Linked DNA regions of Homo sapiens: region 1 is linked to region 2. Evidence: read pairs that join two places in POLR2A ChIA-PET (ENCODE). Cell type or tissue: GM12878. All regions are shown on one strand. Region 1 overlaps TBC1D22B (TBC1 domain family member 22B). Region 2 has its middle 43 kb from the start of FGD2.

Evidence for each region. ChIA-PET counts read pairs that join two places held together with the same protein. Peaks named below come from ENCODE experiments on the same cell type or tissue, not always from the same donor. Only the 100,000 strongest peaks of a DNase experiment are listed, where the experiment ranks them.
Region 1: POLR2A ChIA-PET joins it to region 2 with 6 read pairs; 6 of 35 experiments call an interaction of 5 or more read pairs at or near these places.

What each region holds. Positions count from the first base shown.
Region 1 is chr6:37,260,057-37,262,556 of GRCh38, forward strand. The region is part of intron 1 of TBC1D22B (TBC1 domain family member 22B); the gene reads left to right. Among named protein-coding and RNA genes, the nearest start is that of TMEM217B, 3.2 kb to the left of the region's middle. In GM12878, no CTCF peak of the experiment used is centred here; no DNase peak of the experiment used is centred here; H3K4me3 peaks cover 1,042 bases; H3K27ac peaks cover 1,134 bases.
Region 2 is chr6:37,047,414-37,049,913 of GRCh38, forward strand. No RefSeq gene overlaps it. Among named protein-coding and RNA genes, the nearest start is that of FGD2, 43 kb to the left of the region's middle. In GM12878, no CTCF peak of the experiment used is centred here; a DNase peak (open chromatin) is centred at 1,548; H3K27ac peaks cover 827 bases.

The DNA of each region.
Region 1 (2,500 bases), 210 kb after region 2:
ACTTGGTAAAGAGAAATACTGTTCAGCTGTGTGCTTTTAGCAGTGAAGCCCACAAGCCTCTGGTCATAGGAGAAAACTAAGGTTCTTTTAGATAGAAAGGTACTTTGGTTTAAAGAAAATGTTAGGGCATTTTCTCAAGAATAGAACTTTTGCATCTGTACTCTTTCGGTCTTAGAGAAGAAAAACTTTCTCCTGGGTGGGGAAATGACACAAATGACTCTACTGGATGCATGCAAACTTGGAAATGAAACTAGTTTACTCTTCTTTGCAAATTGAAAGGTGAAAAATAAAAGCGATGACAGGGTTCTTTCCATTTGTCTGATCATGATCCAACAATCTTAGTGACAACAAATAGAAATTTTATTAAATAAAAGAAGTTGCAAATGAATGAAACATTCTTTTTAAAAATAACAGCTTTATTGAGATATAATTCACATACCATAAAATTCACTCTTTTAAAGTGTACAATTCAGTGGTATTTAGTATATTCATTTATAGTATAGATGGTTTTGTGCAACCATCACCACTAATTTCAGAACATTTTCATCATCCTGAAAAGAAACTACATACCTGTTTACAGTCACTCCCCATCCACCCCACTCCAGACCCTGGTAACTACTAACCTACTTTCTGTTTCTGTGGATTTACCACTTTTGGACATTTTATATATATGGAGTAATATGATCTGAGGCCTTTTGTGAGTGGCTTCTTTTATTAAGCACAGTGATTTCAGGCTTGTCCACGCTGTAGTATGTATCAGTACTTCATTCCATTTTATGGCTGAATAATATTCCATAGTATACATACACCACATTTTGTTCATTCATCAGTTGATGGATATTTGAATTGTTTTCACTTTTGGGCTATTGTACGTAATGCTTTTATGAACATTTATGCAGAGGTTTTTGTTTGGATATATATTTTCTATTCTTCTGCTGATAAATAGGAGTGGAATTGCTGGGTCATGTAGTAACTTGGTGGAACTAAGCATCTTTTAAGTTCTCTCAGTTATTCACATGAGCCCCATTTACTTAGCACATCAAATGGTCATTGTATTAATGCCTAGAAGATAAGAGGCAATCTCTACCATTGCAGGCTTTGGCAGGTGTGGTGGCCTGTAATCCCAGAATTTTGGAAGGCTGAGGCAGGTGGATCGCTTGAGGCCAGGAGTCCGAGACCAGCCTGGCCAACGTGGTGAAACCCCCCATCTCTACTAAAAATACAAATTAGCTGGGCTTGGTGGTGTGTGCCTGTAGTCCCAGCTACTCAGGAGGCTGATGCCCAAGAATCTCTTGAACCTGGGAGACGGAGGTTGCAGTGAACTGAGATTGCGTCACTCCACTCCAGCCTGGGCAACAGAGCAAGAGATTGTCTCCAAAAAAAAAAAAAAAAAAAAATGCAGGCTCTGAAATCTGACTGCCTAGGTTAAAATCCCAGCTCTGCTTTCTAGCTATGTGATCTTATGGGATTTAATTAACCTCTCAATGCATCAGTCTCCCCATCTCTAAAATAGGGACAGAGTATCTGCTCCATGGGGCTGTTATGAGGATTAAATGAGATAATACATAATAATTGGTTAGGAGGTACACAATAATATTAGCTATTATAAGAAGGATAGTTACGATGATAGTAGCTATCATTTTTGTTTTCTCTCCTTGCTTCAGTTTTTGAAACTGAAATTGAAAAGCTTTGATCTGGTTGGGTGTGGTGGCTCACACCTGTAATCCCAGCACTTTGGGAGGCTGAGACAGGTGGATCATTTGAGGTCAGGAGTTCGAGACCAGCCTGGCCAACATGGTGAATCTCCGTCTCTACTAAAAACACACAAAAAAATTATCTGGGCTTGGTGGCACAAACCTATGGGGGAAAAATAAAAAAGCTTTGGTCAGTGTGTGTGTGTGTGTGTGTGTGTGTGTGTGTGTGTGTGTGTGTGTGTGTGTCTAGAGCTCGGGCACAGGAGAAAAAAAAAATCACCTTTTTTTTTTTTTTTTTGAGATGGGGTCTCCCTCTGTTGCCCAGGCTGGAGTGCAGTGGCACGATCTCAGCTCACTGCAGCCTCTACCTCCCAGGATTAAACGAGTCTCCTGCCTCAGCCTCCTGAGTAGCTGGGATTACAGGCACATGCCACCATGCCCAGCTAATTTTTGTATTTTTAGTAGAGAAGGGGGTTTCGCCATGTTGGCCAGGCTGGTCTTGAACTCTTGACCTCAAGTGATCTCTTGACCTCAAGCCCACCTCAGCCTCCCAAAGTTCTGAGATTATAGGTGTGAGCCACCGTGCCCAGCCCTGGCTAATTTTTGTATTTTTTGTAGAGACAGGTCTTGCCATGTTGCCCAGGCTGGTCATGAACTCCTGGGCTCAAGCAGTCTGCCCACTTCATCCTCCAAAAGTGTTGGGATTACAGGCATGAGCCTCTGCGTCTGGCCAAAATCGAAATTACCTGAGTCTTCCAGGCCCTTCGTTGTTAGAAAGAGAGGCCAAGTTAAGAACTTGAAGCCGA
Region 2 (2,500 bases):
CTGCAGGTTTGCACCCTGGCCTTCCCAGCAGGCAGAAGCAATCCCACCATCCCACGAGCCTGGAGAGCCCGGGTCTCAGCTCCTGGTGGGTCCTCAGGTCCCCGTGCAGAGCTGCAGCCTGGCTCTGAGGCTCTGTCTGGTCTCACCAGTCACCTCTGCAGGGACCTTTTGGGACCTGCTTTCGTCTGTCTGACACTCCTATCAGAGGGGTCTTCCTGCCTCCCAGACCGGACCCCATCTCTAACCCTAGAGGTTCTAGCTCACTCCCTCACCACCACCCTGCTGCTCCTAGACCCCCGGATGTGGTTTCTGGCCTGCAGGAAATTCACTGTCTCCATATCCCCAGCCTGTCTTCCAAGTGCGCTAGAGGCCCAGGCATCCTTATTCTTGAGGCCACATGCTTCCACGTGTCAAATATATTCAAATGCACCCACATGCATCACATATAATTTACATAAACCATAGGAGTTAAGTTGCAAATGTCTAGTTAACATTTTGTAGTCATTTAGTAATTTCACTCTTAACAGTTTACTTCCCTGCTTTTGAAGCTAATGATCGTCCCCTCCCTGCTGTGGCTCAGGTGTTGCCATGGGCGTTTGCCACTGCTCATGGCTGGGGCACCTCAGTCATGGACCTAGCTGTGGTCCATGCCCAGGGTCCCTTCTAAGGAAGTCCAGGCATGCACTGGTGTGCCTGACCCAGGGGAGCCCTCCAAACCACCCAACATCCAGGTACAATGGCCCAGTCTCCGTGCAGTGCTGTAGGGCAAGAGGGGCGGCCCATTTCCAAGCCAAGATGGCCTCCTCCTCCTCTCTACACTTGCTCCTTGGCTAGCTCACTCATACCTTCACTTGCTTCCAGCAGATTTTCCACTATGCAAGAAAAGCTAAGGGCTAAGAGGGTCACTTGACATCGTAGAATCCAAAAGTCCTTCCCATTACAGAGATAAGAAAACTGAGGCCCCGAGAATGAAGCGGTGACCTTCAGGTGCATCCTTGCATTTTGTGGAATTTGAATGTGGAATTCTGCCCTGGGCTGAGGTTGAGATTTTGCAGTTGCTCAAGGGGAACCCTGGAAGCAGAGTGTATCTACCCTCCTCAGACCACTGAGACCCTCAGATTTGTCTTCATCCCAGGTCAGTGGACTTCTCCCAGGTTTTGTTGTCTTCTCTCGGCAACACCCTGCTGAAGCCAGGGGGAAGGCGGGAGATTTATCCTGGGTGCTGAGTATCTAGGGTTATCAGATAAAATGCAGGATGGCCAGTTACAATTGAATTTTAGATAAATAACAAATAAGTTGTTTAGCATGAAGGTGTCCTAAATGTTGCTGTTTATCTGAAATTCAAATGTAACTGGGCATCCTGCATTTTTATTTACTAAACCTGGCCACCCTGTAAGTATCCCATTTCGTTTGGGCCAGGCCCCTCCCCACTGCAGCTGTGAGTTTTCCTGCCACCCAACAGCGTGAGTCACACAGCTGTGGACCTCCAGGCAAATGTTTTTGAACAGAACAGCATCACGGTTTAGGGGAATCCCCTCGCTGTCCCCATAACACATGCTTCAGCAAAGCAAAAACCTTAAAACAACATCTCTGGGAGGAAAATAAAGAAGGCATCAAGAGTTCCCAATGACTCGGGGAAGGCCCCAGCCACGGCCACATTAGTGCAGCCAAGATGGCCACGACTAGATGGCTGGCTCTTCACCTCTGGGAGAGGCACAGCTGGCTTTGACAATCGTGGGAAATTGGAGACCAGACCTTCCCAGCCAACTCCTGTCAAGGTCTGATACTCGTCCTTCCCCACCTTTCTGAGAAGAGGCCTACGAGGAAGAATGGGCTCATGGGCTATGTGAGCCGAGCAGGTTACTTGACTGTGGGATCATGATTGTATCTTTGTCATGGCATCACTGTGGGGATTATAGGAGGAAATTAATGTAAAATGCTTGGCCCAGTACCTGGTGCGCAATAAGCACTTACAATCAATGGTGGCTATTGTTATAAGAACGTCAGGACATGCACTTGGCCATCAAGCCAGTGGGTCTTCTGAAGAGGGTGAGCTTGGAATTCTCTGGGTGCCCATGGTTTGTTGCCCCTCAGAAAGCTGTGGGCCTCTAATATGGGCATATCCCCTGGACTGGAATCTGCATTAAGCCAGTGTCATCTGTCAGCGCTTTGTTTGGGTTAGTCGTTTTTTTGTTTTGTTTTGTTTGAGACAGAGTCTTGCTCTGTTGCCCAGGCTGGAGTGCAGTGGTGCAATCACAGCTCACTGCAGCGTCGACTTGCCGGGTTCTAGCAATTCTCCCACCACACCCTAGTAGCTGGGACTATAGGCGCACACCACTACGCCTGGCTAATTTTTAAATTTTTTTTTTTAAGAGACAAGGTCTCACTGTGTTGTCCAGGCTGGTCTTGAACTCCTGGGCTCAAGTGATCCTCCCGCCTTGGCTTCTTAAAGTGCTGGGATTATAGACGTGAGCCACCATGGCCAGCCCTGGGTTAGATT